Linked DNA regions of Homo sapiens: region 2 is linked to region 1. The links are chromatin loops, found by intact Hi-C in ENCODE. Cell type or tissue: GM12878. All regions are shown on one strand. Each heading gives the region's core, and the rest is flanking DNA. Links, peaks and the distances in the headings are about the cores only. Region 1 holds the start of HMHB1 (histocompatibility minor HB-1). Region 2 has its middle 18 kb from the start of MIR5197.

What was found. Hi-C counts contacts between places; a loop is a spot of excess contacts. Peaks named below come from ENCODE experiments on the same cell type or tissue, not always from the same donor. Only the 100,000 strongest peaks of a DNase experiment are listed, where the experiment ranks them.
Region 2: it touches region 1 in a loop (2.4-fold over the local background); 11 of 110 quality-filtered maps call a loop at or near these places.

Annotation. Positions count from the first base shown.
Region 1 is chr5:143,807,645-143,817,558 of GRCh38, reverse strand. It overlaps HMHB1 (histocompatibility minor HB-1), which reads right to left and starts at 5,398. Exons shown (of 2, transcript NM_021182.3): 1 at 5,255-5,398. The coding sequence starts at 5,291. In GM12878, for the core only: no CTCF peak of the experiment used is centred there; no DNase peak of the experiment used is centred there; H3K4me3 peaks cover 1,025 bases; H3K27ac peaks cover 608 bases.
Region 2 is chr5:143,693,160-143,703,073 of GRCh38, reverse strand. No RefSeq gene overlaps it. Among named protein-coding and RNA genes, the nearest start is that of MIR5197, 18 kb to the right of the region's middle. In GM12878, for the core only: no CTCF peak of the experiment used is centred there; no DNase peak of the experiment used is centred there.

The sequences.
Region 1 (9,914 bases), core at 559-8,558:
CCAATGGAACAGAATAGAGAACCAGAAATAAACCCAAATACTTACAGCCAACTGATATTTGACAGAGCAAACAAAAACATAAAGTGGGGAAAGGACACCCTTGTCAACAAATGGTGGTGGGATAATTGGCTAGCCACGTGTAGGAGAATGAAACTGGATCCCCATCTCTCACCATATACAAAAATCAACTCAAGATGGATTAAGGACTCAAATCTAAGACCTGAAACTATAAAAATTCTAGAAGAGAACATTGGGAAAACCCTTCTAGACATTGGCTTAGGCAAGGATTTCATGGCCAAGAACCCAAAAGCAAAGGCAATAAAAACAAAGATAAATAGCTGGGACTTAATTAAACTAAAGAGCTTTTACGCAGCAAAAGAAACAGCAGAGTAAACAGATGACTGACAGAGTGAGAAAAAAATCTTCACAATCTATACATGTGACAAAGGACTAAGGACTAATATCCAGAATCTACAACAAACTCAAACAAATCAGCAAGGAAGAAAAAAATCCCATCAAAAAGTGGGCTAAGGACATGAATAGACAATTCTCAGAAGAAGATATACAAATGGCCAACAAACATATGAAAAAACACTGAGCATCACTAATGATCAAGGAAATGCAAATCAAAACCACAGTGCAATACCATCTTACTCTGCAAGAATGGCTATAATCAAAAAATCAAAGCACAGTAGATGCTGGCATGGATGCAGTGAACGGGGAACACTTTTACACTGCTGGTGGGAATGTAAACTTGTACAACCATTATGGAAAACAGTGTGAAGATTCTTTAAAGAACTAAAAGTAGAGCTACCATTTGATCCAGCAATCCCACTACTGGGTATCAACCCAGAGGAAAAGAAGTCATTATGCGAAAAAGATACTTGCACACACATGTTTATAGCAGCATAATTTGCACGTGCAAAATCATGGAACCAATACGAATGCCCATTAATCAATGAGTGGATAAAGAAACTGTGGTATATATATACAATGGAATACTACTCAGCCATAAAAAGGAATTAATTAATGGCATCCACAGTGACCTGGATGAGAATGGAGAGTATTACTCTAAGTGAAGTAACTCAGGAATGGAAAACCAAATATCATATATTCTCACTCATAAGTGAGAGCTAAGCTGTGAGGACGCAAAGGCATAATAATGACACAGTGGACTTTGGGGACTCAGGGGGAAAGGGTGGGAAGGGAGTGAGGGATAAAAGACTACAAATAGGATGCAATGTATACAGCTCATGTGATGAGTGCACCAAAATCTCAGAAATCACCACTAAAGAACTGACTCATGTAACCAAACACCACCTACTCCACAATAACCTATGGAAATGAGAATATTTAAAAAATATATTCTTGGTAGCAGAATAATATTCTCCCCCAAGATGCTCATGTCATAATCCTCAGAACTATGGCAAAGGATAATTAAGTTTGCAGATGGAATTTAGATTGCTAATCAGGTGACCTTAAAATAGGGAGATTCTTTTGGGTTATCTGAGAAAGCTTAATGTAATAAAAGGGCCCTTAAAAGTGGAAAAGAGGGCTGGGCACAGCGGCTCACGCCTGTAATCCCAGCACTTTGGGAGGCCGAGGCGGGTGGATCATGAGGTCAGGAGATCGAGACCATCCTGGCTAACAAGGTGAAACCCCGTCTCTACTAAAAATACAAAAAATTAGCCGGGTGCGGTAGCGGGCGCCTGTAGTCCCAGCTACTCGGGAGGCTGAGGCAGGAGAATGGCGTGAACCCGGGAAGCGGAGCTTGCAGTGAGCCGAGATTGCGCCACTGCAGTCCGCAGTCCGGCCTGGGCGACAGAGCGAGACTCCGTCTCAAAAAAAAAAAAAAATACAAAAATTAGCCAGGCATGGTGGCGCTCACCTGTAATCCCAGCTACTTAGGAGGCTGAAGCAGGAGAATCACTTGAACCCGAAATGTGGAGGTTGCAGTGAGCCAAGATTGCGCCACTGCACTCCAAATCCAGCCTGGGCGACAGAGCGAGACTGCATCTCAAAAAAAAAAAAGAAAAAAATACAAGGAAAAAAGAAAAAGTAAAAAGTAGAAGAGGGAAGCAAAACAGGAAAGTTAAAGGGATACATTACTTTGAAAAAAGGTTAGAGAGCTGCAACATTGTTAGCTTTAAAGACGGAAGATGGGACCATGAGCAATGGAATGCAGGTAAATCTGTAAGTTGGAAAAGGAAAGGAAAAGGATTCTCCCTAAGAGCCTTCAGCTAAAACCACAGCCCCACTGACACCTTGACTATAGCCAAATAAGGCCCTGATTGGATTTCTGTCCTCTTAACTGTAAGATAATGAATTGTGCAGATTTAAACTACTAAATTTGTGGTAATTCAGTATAGCAACAATAGGAAACTAATACAGAATTAGGGAAAAGTTCAGTAATTTAGGTCTCTGAACTTTGTTAGAAAGGTCAGTTCTCTCTTCTCTTCACCCCTAATCCCTTCATTCATGGAGCTTGCCCCATGGTGACATCCTACAATTTGCCAGCTTTGGGAACAGTATCAGACAGAGCAACATTTGCATTTTTGCACCATCCATGCTGCAAAGCTGAGCAACAGAAAGGTTTGACGGGATAACAAATATCAACAAATGAGAGCTAGGTCAGGAAGAAAACCTGGTAGAAGCCACACAATATTTGTGCAATAGCCACAGGTATTTGTGGGCACAGGTGAAGCACTACTTTGAAGGATAACTTTTAGTGGGGACAAATTCCATTTTGAGAAAGTAGGAGACTAAAAGATAAAATTTTTATAATTATGACTCTATTTGTAGGTGAGGCCAGCTTGGATTATGCTAATAATAAGGTATACACTAATACTGGTTACTTTCTGAAGTTTATGACATAATTTTAAATATAATTAGAGACGATTGAAGATTACCCCTATAATGACAGCATCCTTGCATATTAGTTTTTCAATATCTTGAGTGATAAAAAATGAGGAGGATGTGAGATGTTGTGCTGGGAAGTGCACATAGGCCTCAGACTGTCCTCTCTCTGACAGCTAAGTCCTGAGTGAGCTCCTACTATGAACTGAAACGCAAAAAATGGAAAGAGCATTTGTTGGGGCCAGTGTAAGTCAACTGTTTCCATCCTTATTCCTTAACTCAAAAACTCAAATAAAGAAAGACATTGTCAATTTCATGAGCGGTCCATATTTTTTTCTATTGACGAGAGACAAAGAATAACAAATAAAAGTATTTTATAAGGATATGAGTTATAAAATTAACTTTTTGTTATCTCCAAATTGTTATTTTGCAAGGAAAAAAATATAAGTAACAAATATGAGTATTCCTTTTTTTGGATCCATATTTGGCTGGATGCAGCCTGGACAGGTGTCATGGTTATAGATTATTGTCATGTGTCTCAGTTGTGATTTCAGTATGCTTATTGCTAGTTCTTTTATTTTGCCAATGGCTACATTTTTAATAAAGAAAAAGACAAGGATAGATGAGGAAAATATAGAACATTTTTATCTTCAATGCATGTCAGTAAGAATGATGCTATGAAATTTCAGTTAATAATGAAATTGGAGCTACAAAGACCAAATCATAAATAAAATGAATTTGCAATAGTGTTACTCATAGTAACACATAAAAATATGAAAATATCATGTGCCATATTTGCCTCTGCACTGAGTTATATCTGTACTTCTGCTTCAATACTGTAATTGGCCATCTCATTTCTATTGCCTATGGAGCAAAAGTCTGAAATAAAAAAGGTATGTTCATATTTATTACTTATATTTTTTTCCTTGCAAAATGACAATCTGGAGATAAAAAAAGTTAATTTTATAATTCACATCCTTACAAAAGAATTTTATTTGTTATTCTTCCAAAGGAAATCCACATGCCATTTACTTTATCTCTCACCAATAAAAAAAAATATGGACTGCTCATGAGACTGACAATGTCTTTCTTCATTTGAGTTTCTGAGTTAAGGAAACAAGGATGGAAACAGTTGACTTATGCTGGCCCCAACAAATGCCCTTTCCATTTTTTACTTTTCAGTTCAGCTAACATTTATTGACAGCTTTTACTGTGCCAAGCACTGTGCTAGATGCCAAGGATACAGAAATGATTAAAACACAGTTCCTTCCCTCAAGAATCCCATGCTCTGATGGAGGAGGCGAACAAGTGCTTTAGGCCAAAATGTAAAACTATGAGGGCACCAAAAAGGGAGTGGTTTATTTTGCCTGGAAAGAAATAAAACCTTCATAGAAGAGGTGACATTTGAAAGGGGCCTTGAAGGAAAAAAGGGAAGGTCGGTAGTTGTCTGTATGAAACAATAAAACAGCATAAAAATTCTAAAAGAAAGTTCTGTTTGTATTCTGTGGGCTACCTGTGCAACTGGATCTGAGCATTCCCTGGGGTGGCTGAGGGGGCTGTGTGGACCAGACAGAGCACAGGCTTCCCCGGCCTCATCAGTCCAGGCTGAGTGACCTCCAGTTGCAGGAAGGAGAAAACAGCAGATCCCTTCAGTGCACGGCACCAACACCTCCTATAACGTCAACCCAGGGCTCCGTGTGTCCTCTTCAAGAGGAGAAAACAAGACAAAAAAACAAACAAACAAACAAAAAACACGACAGCAGGGCCTTTCTGCCATTTCCTGGCTCTGAAATGAGGTTAGTGAGTTAAGGAATGAAGCCATCGTGTCTTTATCTGTAAACTGGGGAAAGCTATACCCCCCTCAAGTGCTTCTGTGAGGATGAAAGAGAGAAATGCATGCAAAGCCCCCGGCACATGATCCTAAGAAGTGGGAGCATGGCGATGATGGTGATGATGGTGGCCATGCTAAGGATAAAGGACGGGTCTGGTCTCTGGGCTGCCTTGGGAAGCCTGAGCATCCCACGCGGTGGGCAAGAACAATGTGATCTTGGCTACCCTGGCTCCGACCCAGAGGGACTTCCTGCCCATCTGCACTTCCCTTGCCGTTGTCCTTGTGGCTCAGGTGGTGCAGGCAGCTGCTCCAACTGCTGCCTCTGGTGCCCTGACAGCTGCAGGCAGCCAGGCAATGGGCTATGAAACCGAACCTCAACTGGAAACTATCCGCCCTAAATAATCCCAGCAACAAGGGCCGTCTCACTCCTCTCCCCTGCCTTCCGCCATCCCTGTTTTCACCTGTTGTGGTTTCCCTCTCATTCCACCAGCATTTTCTTTCATTTTCTCTGCCCCTTCGCTGCCTCTTTCCCTCTCTCTCTGTTCTCCCTCCTCCTCGCTCCCTCACCTCTTTTTTCTTCTCTGCATTCTGGCTGCTCCTCCAGTTCTGGTTTCTCCACTGTGGTGTGGCAGAGGATGTGAGGTCAGAAGGCTCAGGGCCTGCCCGGCTTCTGAGATGCGGGGCAAGCCGCCTCGGCCTCCTGGGATGTGGTTTCCTCATCTGCAGAATTGGACCAGAATGACTCTGGAGTGTTCCTTCCGTTCTAAACTCCCGTTCTGTTACATTGTGTTGTGTTAGCCTTTGTGCCTGCTTTTCCTGCTTCAGCTGTCTCATCTGTCCACCTGCCTCTTCCATCTGCATCCCACCACTCGGGTCCAAGCTGCCAGCATCCCTTGCAAGGACCCCTAGAGCAGCCTCCTGCTATTGGAGGTCTCTCTGCTCCTGTTCTTATCCACATCCAATGTGTTATCCACACAGAATCCACAGTGACCTTATCAAAATAGAGATGAGATTGCTCACTCAGCTTAAATCCTCCAAACTCCTTTACACCCCTTTTCTATCATAGGTCCCTGTTTATGTTCTTCAGAGTAATTATTATTGCCTGAAATTATCTTTATTTACTCATGAATTTCTTAATGTTGATGTATCATTTGCTGTCTGTCTTCCACACTAGAATGCAGGCTCCAGGAGTGATGGACTTGATTGTCTCGTTTACTCCATATCCTCACTGGAGGGGCCAGCGCCTTTATTCTCTCCATAAACACTGAATGAAGGAACCTCCCTTTGCCGCAGAATCCATCTCTCCCCTTCTTGAGAGTATTCTCTCCTAACCACACCATTTCTTACTTAGAAATACCTGTGCCTGCCAGAAATCCTGCCCATCCTTCTCTGTCATTTCTGATATAATTCCCCTCATTCACTTTTCTCAGTCAGCCGGGTCCTGTGTTCCCATGGGCTATGGTAAAGAACAATGGCAATGATGAAGCTAGTTCTTCTTTCACTTTAATGTCAATCTGTGCCGTTGGATGCCTTAAGATAAAATAACTTAACAACTCTGAGACTTGAATCTAGTTAATTGTCTTACAATGCTGAGAAAGAGACTTCTTTAAGAAAATATATTAAAACTTCCAAAATTCTGTGCTTGGTTCTTGGGGAGATGTTAGGAGTAGCCATTTTCTTTAAAACACCTCTTTAAAGTAGGTAATGTTAATATGTCCATTTTACAGGTAACAAAACTGGGATTTAGAGAGTGCACAACTGGACAAGGCCATAGAGCCAGAGGTGCATGGAGCCAGGATTTGAATGGAAGAAGTGCAACGCCAGACCCAGGCACCTAGCCACCACATGGGTGACCCTAGTCACCCTCTCACTCCCTAGATTAGATTACTCTGCATTATTTTCACCATAACACTTATAAATACCTGATGCGATCATATTTCTTGTGTCTATTTGCTTCCATTATAACATAAACTCCATCCAGGCAGTTACCATATCTGACCTGTTCACTGCACTTATTCCAATACTTACAATAGTGCCTCATACATAATGGACGTTCAATAAATATTTGCTAAATGAATTAGTTATTTGCATATTGAGGATGAGATATGAAAGAAGGCCTGATAATTCTGTATATAAAACTCCATCTTAGCCAGGCACTGTGGCTCACACCTGTAATTCCCAGCACTTTGGGAGGCCAAGGCAGCAGGATCGCTTGAGCCCAGGAGTTTGAAACCAGCCTGGTCAACATAGACCTCATCCCCACACAAAAAAAAATAATAAATAAAAAATAAAAAATTAGCCAGGCACGGTGGTGCATACATGTAGCCTCAGTTACTCAGGAGGCTGAGGCCAGAGGATCAATTGAGCCCAGGAGTTTGAGGCTGCAGTAAGCCATGATCACTCCAATAATGCACCCCAACCTGGATGACAGAGAAAGACTGGGTCTGTAAAAAACAAAAACCATCTTCTTTGATGATGGAATTTTCTCAAAAGTATCTTCAGTGTTGGCATATCTTTTTCCTTTGAGAATGCATTGGCTTTTTGCAATTAGCCAAAACTGTTAAAGACTGCTTTTTTGTCAAAAAGAACATATGGTCATAAAGCATCATCACTGCTTTTCTTGCCCTGAAATTAGATCTATTTGTGGAGGTGTGGAGGTCTAACTTTCTGTGCTTTGGGAAGCTTATGCACTCTGGTAAGGCCCCTGGACTCTGTCTCAGAATCATCATTTTTATAAGTATAAAAGAAAATATATAGAATTATAAAGAGCCAATTATATTGAATACAGTTATCAAAATGTTAAAAATTGTGACATAGTAACATATTTTCTTCTTTAATAACATATTAAATAAGAAGATCTAAAAATGTCTAATATCAACCTGGGAATGATATTTACAGATATCTGCAAAAACTAAAATGTGTTATGAAAATAACAGAATTAAATTAGACTCAGAATTTTCACTGGTAACAAAAATTTAGGTATTACTATTGCTTTCATAATTAAAGGAAACTTTAACTTTCTATTTTTCCTTTTTTTTTTTTTTTTTGAGACGGAGTCTTGCTCTGTCGCCCAGGCTGGAGTGCAGTGGCACAATCTCGGCTCACTGCAAGCTCCACCTCCTGGGTTCATGCCATTCTCCTGCCTCAGCCTCCTGAGTAGCTGGGACTACAGGCACCCGCCACCACGCCCGGCTAATTTTTTGTATTTTTAGTGGAGACGGGGTTTCACCATGTTAGCCAGGATGGTCTTAATCTCCTGCCCTTGTGATCCGCCTGCCTCGGCCTCCCAAAGTGCTGGGATTACAGGCTTGAGCTACCGCGCCTGGCCAGGAAACTTTAACTTTCATAAAGAGGTTAGTACAAAGAAAGATATAATTTTTCCTGCCCAGATTTACAGGCCTCTGAATCTTATCCACAGACTCCATGGACCCCAAATTTTAAAACCCTATATTAGAGAAATCCAGAATAGGTTCAGCAGTAGCAGCTACATTTAAGTAAGTGTATTACCTCTTAAGGTGACCTTAAACAGGTTATTCTTTACATGGTGTATAAGTTCTGACATACATGGTTATTTTTAAAATTCAGCACCACTTTTAAACCTACTGTAAACCTTTTAAAATTTTAAATTATTTAATTTTAAATTAATTTTTAAAATTAAAGATTTTAAATTAAGTTGTTAAAATTCAGCATCACTTTATACCTACCAATAGCGGGCATAGTTATAATCATTTTAATCTGTTTGCTTATTCTGTATCTACATATATATGATATAATATTCTGAAAACTTTTAATCCTTGACTATTATAAATTTATAAATTTTATTGGTAGATTTTATTTTATATTTTTAATTTGGTCCTCCTCTTTTATCTTTTCTTGTTTATTTTGACCAACATCTCCCTAACCCCTTTCCCAAATTTATTGATTTTTACATATTAATTTAAAACAGTTCATGCAGTCACATAATCCAAAAGTTCAAAAGGTATAAACGTACAGAAAATCTCCTTCTATCTCTGTCCAGAGTCACCTGGGTCTCTTCCTTTAGGGCAACCAATATTAGTTTCTTATATATTCTTTCAGAGATGCTTGAGATATACAAGCTTGTAAATTGTAGCATATTATCCCCATGATTTTCCACGCTCTTTTTTTTCACTTACTTCTATGTCTACAAGTTAATTCTATATTGGTGCCTTAAAACCTTCTTCATTTGTTTTTGTGGCTGCATAGTCTATTGTAAGGATGTATCATAATTATTTAACCAGTCTCTTAGTGATGGGCATTTAAGTTTTGCTATTCGATTTGCTGTTTACTATCATGAAAATTATTTGCTATTAGAAAAAGAGAGAACAGCAAAAAGTATCATCTAAGATTGGAATTTTGTCATGGACACCCACATATGTGGGACTTAGAATCATGAACCCTAAATATAAGTAGGTGGCAAGAGATGTATACCATATAGAGGTTAATATAACATATTGAAAATCACAATATCATGGATAATACCCCAACAGGATAGAGAGGAAACACAGAAACGTCATCAACCCTTTCAGTGGTCTAGGCCAGGTTTAGCATTTTTCAGGACCTAAGAGGGGATAACTGAGGGCAGGTAGGATATCCCCAATTTGACAGGCCCCTTTGGAGGAAGCTTGAAAGTTTCAACGGAGCACATTTGTTTTGTTTTGTTTACTCTGGCTCTCAGGAACAGAGGCTTGAGTTAATAACACTCTTTGGTTCATGGCGCAATGTCATCAGTGGTCCATGGAGGTTCCTCTATTGTGCTTATTTATTCCCCTTAACCCCCATTTCTGTCTTTCATTGCCCCCCTCCCACATCATTCTAAATAAATGTGTTTAATGTGTATATTTTTATGTGCAAAATGGATATGATGATATTTTGTGCATGTGTGTGTATTTCAGATTTACAGCAATGATACTGGATTATAACTAATTCTATTTCTTCTTCCACCTCCACTATGTTGTATGGCCCCTCCGTGTTTCTACACAAACATCTAATTCATGGTCTCTAACTGCAGGGTGGTCACATCCATCACTTTGTATCCACCTGCTTTCTCAGTGAGGGACAGCCAGGGTGCCTCCTGCTCCTTGCCACCAGAAATTAAATTGCAGTTCACAACCTTGTACGTGGCCCCCTCTGGATCTGTGTGAGAATTTATCTGGTGTACATACCTGGGATAGAATTGCTAGGTTATACAATTATGTATACTTAGTTT
Region 2 (9,914 bases), core at 847-8,846, 110 kb after region 1:
CCACATCTGCAACTGGGGACAGTGTTCCAAGCTATGTGAGCTGTGTTGGAGAGTGTGGATCATGTTTACAAAAATCAGTATTGTACCTTGAAAAACATGACATTAATAATGATTCTAACAGAATAAAACATGAACAATAAAAAAGTCAGTATTGTGCTAGAAAGGAGGAAGTATAGTAGGGTACTGCTAGACACCGTCAATGTCCACCATACTAGTGCTCCTCCAACTTCAGCATTCATCAGATCATCTGGGGATATGGTTAAAATGCAAATTCTGATTCAAAAGTTCCAGGATGAGGCATGAGATTATACATTTCTAACAAGTACACTGTCTGCTGTCCTTATTTGAGTAGCAAGATACAACCACCAACAAATAGCACCCCAGCAAAATACAGGCTGGGATCAACAGCTTGTAACTACAAGAAAGTTGGCTAATATTGGTGGCTAAAGAACAAAAAGAATGTAACTGACCAATGCAGAAATCAAACACATTACACATTGACATCTAAGTAACCTCTAAGCAGGTTCCATTTTAGCCACCTGACCAAGTCAGCCATTTCCATTTCTAAATAAATTAGGTGAGATAGTGTCCACCACCTCATGATCAATACCATGAATTCTGGATAACTCAATGAATATTCAGTTCAACCTAATGCCTGTATCAGGCATTGTGCTAGACCTTGAAATTAAAATGATGATCTAAACCAGGAGTTCAGCAAACTTTTTTTAGAGGGTCAAATAGTACATATTTTAATCTTTGCAGGCCAAGAGAGAAAATCAATGATATTATGCGAGGACTTACATATACCTATATAAAGTGTTGCTATTTTAAGGCATTCTTACTTGCGGATCATACAAAACCATATGGCTTGGCCCACAGGACTTACTTTGCCAACCTCCAGTGCATGTAGCTATGGTCTCTATCCTCATGGAGCTTACAGTTTATTCAAAGTCTGACATGATGGGTTGGCATTTTTTTCAAACCTTCCCTCCCAATCCCCCTTGTCATTTGAATGAAACCGAGCCTACCGGTAAAATGGCTTGTCCAAGTTCACCTACCTATGGACCCAAATCCCTTAACCATTGATCAGGAGCTATGTGCCAAAGAACAGCTATTGAAACATTCTTCTGGCATTTAATTTAAGGTCATAACATGAAAACATACAAGTGCCAAATCAAAGATTCTTAAGAGCTCAGTATAAAGGGAGGAAACATTAACCATTAAATTGTCCCTTCAAATACTTATCTTTAAATGATAATCACAGACCCATGGAAAAAGAGCTAAACAGCACCATGTGTGTGTAACCAAATCACCACACCTACACATAAATGAGCTTCTGCATATACAAAGCAAACACTAACTTAGCCACAGATGTTTCCCAAGAGTCTATGCAACTACATGCTCTTAAGCCATATTCCACAGCTTGGGAACCACAATATAAACTTCTCCCAGACTCTCAATTCCGGCTGGAAACAAAGCTGCTCCTTGTCAGATAGAGGGAATGGAAGTGAAAGGCACTGTGCTAGCACTTCTCAAGGGCCCATTTAACAGGTGTGCTCACTGAGTCACAAAGTGGGAATTTGCTTCGAGAGCAGGGCTTAGCCATATAGTTTCCAGTAATTCTGACTTTTCCTGCAGAGAAAAAGATTAAGCCATCCACTGCCTAACTCTGACCACCACATTGTGTTTGCTTTTGCAGGTTTATCCCACAACGTTCCTTTTTTTTTTTTTTTTTTTTTTTTTGTGGTACTTGTTGGCCTTTTGTGTTTAAAATGTCATTTGAAGTCTGAAAAAGAATCATTTTGCTATCATTCACAATGTCAAAAGATGGATGGCTTGGCAGGGCTGGTGCCACAAGTCAGATAGATTTAGAGGGTGGCATCCCCTTGTGGAAGTAATTCATAATCACTAAATAAAAACTTTTTAAATATTTTTCTGTCCCAAAGTATATGAACAACTCTTGTTCATTTTAAGCTGACTGATTGAAGTCATATCCCAAAGATCTTTCACGCTTAAAGAGAGGGGGGAAAAAAATAGATCCCAGAATCTCACACCCATTATCTGCTTGGCCTTTTAAAAGTCTCTTTTTTTCTTATAGTCAATAGCCTTTAGGATCTATGAGTTCATAATTGTATGTAATTATCTCAGTGAGCCAGCTAGCATTTGTCTATTTATTATTTGTTGTATGCATTAGCCTATGCAAACTCCTAACAAAGGCTGTAGAAAGCAAAATAAATAGATGATATGTCTATCTTCAGTTAGCTTTTAATCATTAGAGAAATTTAAACAAAAGTCCAAATGATCTAAACATATAAAATCCCCAACCCCCTCCACAGTGTACCCATCATTACCCCATCATGAAAGTTCTATTTTCTAAAATTTCTATAGCCTTTAACAATTTAGATTAAATAATAGGCCATTTGTAATTTTTTCTAATTGACTTTCACATAAAGCCTTGATGCATTTTCTAGAATGTGCATTTTCTGAGGGTAGAAAATTTAGATTTCTGAAACTCTTGCATTTGCTTGTATTATGCTAAGCAAATGGTGGGCATATTCATTTGCCTTTTCTAAAGATACACATCAAGATGGTGGAGTTGTATTTACTGGCTTTGGAATCAAATCCCTGACTCTCAAAGACACTAGCTGTCACCTTCGACTGTCAGTTTTCTCATGTGTACAGTGGGATAATAATCACACCTATCCTTGTGGTAAGGATCATGCATATGAATGCATGTGATATGTGTCATGCTTGTCATATGCCATACACAAAAGTAATGCCCAGTACATGGCTGGCTGCTGCTGTTTTCGTTCCTGCTGCTGTTCCTCCCACCACCAAGGAAAAAACAAACAAACAAACAAAAAACCCTCCTAAAAGCTGAGTAACAATCTGAGGGTAAGACAACTTGAGATAAACAACACAGTAAAACCTGACATTAATCCTTGAAGCAAGCCTAAAACCAGACAGTTTTTCCTCATTTTCAGAACACCTAAAAGGGAATAGTCCCGTGTGGTCTTGAGAATAAAAATTAAGGAAAATTGTCCATTTTTTCAAAGGAATTCAGCATATGATTTCTAAAACCGGTGTGTTCTCTGGGTGCAAAGTCTGATTTACAGACTACTTTCCAGGGACAGGGTCTAGCTTGAGCCAACACCCATGCTGGTCCCTGGATTGCCTTTCTCTATCCCTTTCTCGTCCCTGGGAGGGCTGCCATGCCTATGCCCCAATTTATGAGGGTAGAAATAGGAACACAAGAGCAAGTCACTGACCCATCATAGGTCCAGGCTTCTAGTTGGTAGTGGGGTACTTTCCGGTGCTTCTTTTGTACTTGCCCCTTGGGCTGCCAAAGTAGTTTTGGACATTTTTCTGCTGTATTCTGTAAGGTTTGGTCAGCCAAGAAGGACCAATCTATTGGTGGCTCAATAAAGTGCTTCTCACCAGTTTGTGCAGGTCATAAACATTGCCTCTGAGTGCACTAAGATTCCTATGGTTGCAAGAGACAGAAAACTGAATGCAAAATAAGCTTCAGCAAAAAAGGTGAATTATTGGCTCATGTAAGTGAAAAGTCCAGGGTTCAGGAGGTTTCCAGGACTTAAGTAATTTCACCATGTCTTGCTTTTCTTCTCTCCCCTCTACCTTCCACTGAGTCTGTTTCATTCTGAGGTACACCATGGTGCCCCTGGAAGCTGCAGGCTTAGACCTGAGTCAATTCTTCTCCCTAAGCCAATCACCAAAGCTAGCAGAAGGCAATTTTCTAGTGTGATAAGGCCTAGGCCAGGTGTCTACACTAGTGAGTCACTTGCAGTGTGGTTAATTCTGTTGAAGTACTTAAATTAAGAATACAGAAAGAGTTATCCCCCAAAAGGAAAAATGGTGAGGTTAATTCTAAACACCAAGTAACGAAGAAGTATGGTAAGGAAAACTATTTGCTTGCAGGCCATAAGGGTCTAGAGAATGTAGAAATATCTATAAGTTTTTCATGTCATCCTGCTCATTTTTTGTTTTCTTCACACTTATTTCCTAGAATTTCTACCAGTGGATAGAGGTATCCACAGACTAAAATTAGTTTTGTGGGTGAGCCTAACTTTGGGGAATGGGAGGGAGGATATTAGTGGTCAGTGTGGAGTAGAATTCTTACCTCAATGCTCTTGAAGTTGTTCTCTGTAACTTGAGAAGAAAATTCCAAGAAAGTTTGTTTTTTTTCAGAGAGAGGGAGACTGGAGTCTGAACTTGTCACACCCTGTGCTATCTGATGAAAATACAGAGGCAATGACTCTCAAATTTTCCATAATTTAACGTCCTGTCCCAAACCACACAAACAAAATGCCACGGAACCACTACCCAGAGAACAGGTGCAGAATTGTTTGCTCAGTCACAAAGGATGATGGTTTTGACCCATGCCCGTGGCAACCAATGACACATGTTTGCAAGTGTCACCTTCTCTGCAAAGTGTTTTCTCATCCTATCAATTGTTTTCTTTTTTTGTTTTCATAGCTGCAGCAGTTATGTTAATACAGTTGACATTTATTGAGTTCGTATTTGTCAGTCTTTATGCCAAAAGCTTTACCACTATTATATCATTTAAGTCCTACAACAATTCTGTGAAATAGGTATTATCTCTATTTTACAAAATAGAAATCTGAGGCACAGGAAAGTTAAAAGTAACTCGCCCAAGGTCACAGAACCTTACATGATAGAATTTGGTTTCCAAGCCATGTAAGTGCATAACCAAAAAGCTGTCTGCCAATGCTTGTCTCCATTGTAACACATAACAATAGCTAACAGTTATTAAACACTTACCTTGTACCAAGTACCATGCTAACAACATAACTTTAGAGGTATTATCTCTTTAGTATTCATGGTCACTCTGTGATATACACTCTAGCAGCATCCTCACTTTTCAAATGAGGAAACTGAGGCTTATAGAAGCAGTATAACTCATTCAGAGTCACACAGTTTGAGTTTAAAATCTGGCACTCAAGTTCATTTTCTTACCTAAAAGCCAGTACTGCCTATTCTCTTTAAATTTCATCTCACTGTTTATAGTTACTTGTTTAGATGCCAATTTCCCCACTAGATTGTGAGATCCTTGAAGGTAGGAACTGGACCTTAATCACTGATCATAACAGGTGCTTCATAAATGTCTTATTCATTTATTTCCCCAGTGTCAAATATAGTGTTTAACACATATAAGGTGTTCTCAATATGGAACAAGTAAATGAATGAAAGAGGATATGAATGATGGCTACTGAGGTTAAAAAAAAATAACCTATCTCCATAGACTGGAAATCATGTAATTAATCATTTAGTAGGTTGAACCCATGACCTGAGCTTTGCAAAAGTCACTTCAATCCAGGTAACTTACTCTCAAAATAAAAATGACTTGGTTGTGGCCAGTCTTCCACAAATATTACAGGACTTCAGTCACTTTTCTGTCACTGTAATAGCTCGTATTAAAAAAAAATAGAAACTCAGGTATTGTATAAAATCATCTAATACAGCAAGACTCAATCCTCAACACTGTTCTTTCTGGTGTGTTCTTTGCTGGGTTTCATCTTCCCTGACCTTTAACATTTCTCTCCACAATAATTTCACAGATGCCACCAAAAATGACATTAACACAACAACTAATTCAGCCTTCTGAGCATCAGGCTTTAAGCTCCCATGAGGCCATGTACTAGGCATTCTAACTATATGTGGAATAAAACCAAATAAACAAATATAGTTTTTTTCCAGTGAGAGAGTTTTTTCCATAATAAAATAATACACCCTGAAGCAGACAATTAAAGGAGTTTATGGTTTCTAGCCAGTTGGAAGATGAAGAATGCAAATATGGGAGTTATGTTTGGGAAGAACCTGTTTGGGAGCCCGAGGTAAGCCCAACATGGAATCAAGCCCCTACTTGCAAAACTCAATGGAAACAAGTTCGTGTTCAAACAACTGTGGTTTCTTCGAGCTCAAGAGACAGCTGTCTGGAAAAATGACTCAATAGAGAGGTCAAACGTGTTGTAGATATTGCCTTGAGAGCATTTATTCAAATGTGGGAGTAAATTACTCAACCTTTTATAAGAGCAATAGATATTTACATTAAATCAAATGAACAACTATGTAAGCAACCATCCATATTCCACCACTACCAATCCATGTAACAGCGAGCAGACTTGCTCAGTTTCTACTTCTCGGCTGACCTCCACCTCTCACGTTCATTCTTTGAGTATCCTGGGACACACATGGTATTGTTTTAAAAGGTGGCATCCTCTGGCAGACATGCTTGGTTGCCCAGCTCTTAGCCTTAGGTATTCTTGTTCTTGCAATCATATCCAGTGTCTTTTTAGAAAACAAAGCTAACATAAGAGACAACTTTCCATAAGCCAAAGGCAACATCCAAAAACCCACCAAGAATGCATGATCTAATACAATGATTGGTAAACCTTTTCTTTTCTTTTCTTTCTTTCCTTTTTTTTTGAGACAGAGTTTCACTCTTGTTGCCCAGGCTGGAGTGCAATGGTGCGATCTTGGCTCACTGCAACTTCCGCCTCCCTCGTTCAAGCGATTCTCCTGTCTCAGCCTCCCAAGTAGTTGGGATTACACGCACGCACCACCACACCTGCTAATTTTTGTATTTTTAGTAGAGATGGGGTTTCACCATGTTGGCCAGCCTCATCCTGAACTCCTGACCTCAGGTGATCCACCCACCTTGGCCTCCCAAAGTGCTGGGATTACAGGTGTGAGCCACCACACCTGGTTGGTAAATCTTTTCTATAAAGGGCCAGATAGCAAATAGGTTCAGCTTTGTGGGCCATATTGTTTCTGTTGCAACCACACAACTCTGCCATTGTAGTGCAAAAGCAGTCATAGACAATACCTAAATGAATGAGCATTTAGGTATTCCTGTAAAACCTTATTTGTAAAAATAGGCAGAAGGCCAGACTGAGTTTGCAGGCTGTGGTTTGCCAGCACTGGTCTAGAGTTCCCAAAGGATGCATCCATCTACTATGAAAAATCCTCTTATGACTTGAGCCCTGTCTAACTTTCTGACTTTATCTTGTTCTACTCCTAATGTCACCTACTCTGGCTACCTTTTTGTTTACTTCTAAGCTTTCCTCAGCCCTCCACTTGAGGACATTTGCGTTTCAGCTTCTCTTTTCCCAGAATGCTATCCCCTGGCCCTTGTTGATTACTGAATGAATGAGATCTTGTGGCCTATTGTTGGCTTAAGGAAATGTTTTAAAGAGTTTTCAAATGTGTCCTTAATACAAAAACAGTTCTCTTCTAATTTTACAGTATACTGCTCTCTACAAGATGGCTCATTCATGACTTTCTTCAGAGATAACCTTTTCCTATCAAAAGCAAAATATGTTATCCCTAAACATGTAACTAGATGACTAATAGAAACGATAGTAATCATTGGCCACTTGCCACTCTGAATTCAGCAAGAAGTTTAAAAAGAACGGAGATGTGTCTTCTGATTAGCTTTACCTACCAAATAATTCCCAACACCACCCCCGACCCCCCCCAAAAAAAAAAAAAACTAAAAAGGCCTGTTTGTCTGTTTGTCAAGTAATGTGCTCATTAGGGACTTCCTTTCCATGAAGAATCAAAGCAGGTAGCTCTGGCCCAGATACAGGTCAAGGCCTGAGCCCATATCTGCTCAAAGTTCGAATTGTGTTTTGGGAACCAGGAATTGTCTGCTTTATTGACTAATACAAATAAAGAAGAGGGGATTCCAAGCTTGTGCGAAGGATTCTTTTGCTTTGTAAAATATCATACGTGGTGGTTTTTCAACTAGGAGTCTGACCATAGAAAGAACTACTTTACTCTGCTTATTCGTAAACCACTTTAGAAAACCCATAATACAGCTTACAGATACAATTCAACACAATTGGAGTAGAGAGGAGAGGCAGCAGGGGTAGGAGTATATTTGTTTGGGGCTATTTCCTAATGTGGGTTATTACTAGACTTTCCAAAGTTTGGGATCATTTTCTCCACACTCCCAAGTATACAACTCTTCCTCACTCATGACAATTGCATGCCTGGCTCTGGGTCACTTCCCTGGCCTATTTCAGAGCAGGAAATCTAGTTAAAATACAATATCTGGCACTTGACTAAATTTTATAAGAACAAAAAAAGTCCTCTCAAAACCTTTGACTCTTCCATGAAATTTTTCCCAAATACTCGTTGTAAAAGCCCCCAATAGATAGAATGGAAACAAAAATGTTTCTTAAAAGGGAAGAATCATGCAGAAGGAAATGATAATCACAAATCCCTCACCAATGCTTTTCTTTTAATTGAACTAAAAATTATTCTCACCTGAGCGTCATTCTCAAGTGGTTTTAAAGTCTATGCTCTCAGCCTTCTAGTGGGAGCAGTGAATCTTTCTTGCTCAGAAAGCAGACATCTAGTCAACAACGTATGTGTGCACTTTGGTCGTTTCAGCTGGCCACAGCTAAGTCTTTTGTGTTCACGTGACAGGGGTTTTGAGCCACAGTGGAAAACGCTGCCTATTTTGGTCCAGCCCTACCTTCAACAGAGGGAGCAAACAAAAGTGTCTACAAGGTAACATTAAGTGAGTGCAGGGCCCAGGTGGGAGTTGCATTCTATTACAGGCAGCCACAGCTAGATTCTGCCAAGTATGACCACATTAGAATGTAGGCCCAACATTGCCAGATCTTCCAATTGAAGAAAAAAAAATATCAGAAACCCAGATTACCCTTCAAACTTTAAAATGTTGGAGCAATTTTAAAAAGGAGGAGGAGGAGGGAGGGGGGAGGGGGAAGAAGGGGGAAGTCAACAAAGCCAAATGTATCTACAGGCCAGATTGAGCCAATGGGTTGTACATCTGAGGCCATTGTACGACAGTCACAGAAGTCCACACAGTGAAGCCAGTGAGCTGAGATGTCCTCAGAGAACATCCTCAACAACTTCCAGGCTTGGAGCTGGGTTCTCAGCATGTCCAAAGCTGCGGAGGCCTAGGCTTCTAAGTTGCTGCTCTCTCCTTGACCATTACTAAGAAGGTTCTCTGGTTTGCTCATTTTTCAACCTTTGTGGTACACAGAGTGAGAGAGGAGTAAATGAAAGTAGGGCTAACTATCTGACTTGTCAGCTTGTTTTCTATTATGGTTAACACCCTGTGGGGGTGGGAAGGATAAAAACCTGATTGTTATCAGTGGCGAATTCTTTTCACCTCTATATTGAAATGGTAGGGCTTCCTTGTCTAAATTTAGACTTCAGCTCAAATCTCTTGCTTCTTTTTTTTTTTTTTTTTTTTTTTGTTTAGACCCTGGCCAAACATGAGGTTCAAATTGATGTATGTTTTGTTTTTCCATTGTTATTCCTGGAGCACTCCCAGAACTAGAGGCAAAATATAAAATAAAAATGAAGACACAAGAATATCTATTGTTTGCATACCACACGCTTTCAGTTAGTTAGAAAAATGTGTTTATTTCATTACATTTCCTTTAAAGAGCTATGATTTAAGTTAAAGACAAATGAGTTTTTTAAACTGAGAACTTATGTTCAAAATGTTTTGGCACTTGTCATGAAACTAGAGTGTGACCAAGTTCTTTGTCACTAAGCCTCTTCTTCCAATTGCTTTCCACTGGCAGTGCCCTGTCTCTGTCTCCTCTCTTTGTTGAGAATGGAATTCCCTAAAGCAAGGACCCTCAAAAAGCAGCATTTTCCATGGGAGGTCTCACTGTAGGGGCAGCAATCCCTGGAGGCATGAAAAAGACCTGGATGCAGCACAGAGTCCTTTGTGCCCATTTGACCTCACTGCCCTTTCCCCAACCACTAGAGGTCCATTTGTCATGTTTTCTGGGGTTTTTTGTTTGTTTGTTTGTTTGTTTTTGTTTTCTGAGATGGAATCTTGCTCAGTTGCCCAGCCTGGAGTGCAGTGGCTTGATCTCAGCTCACTG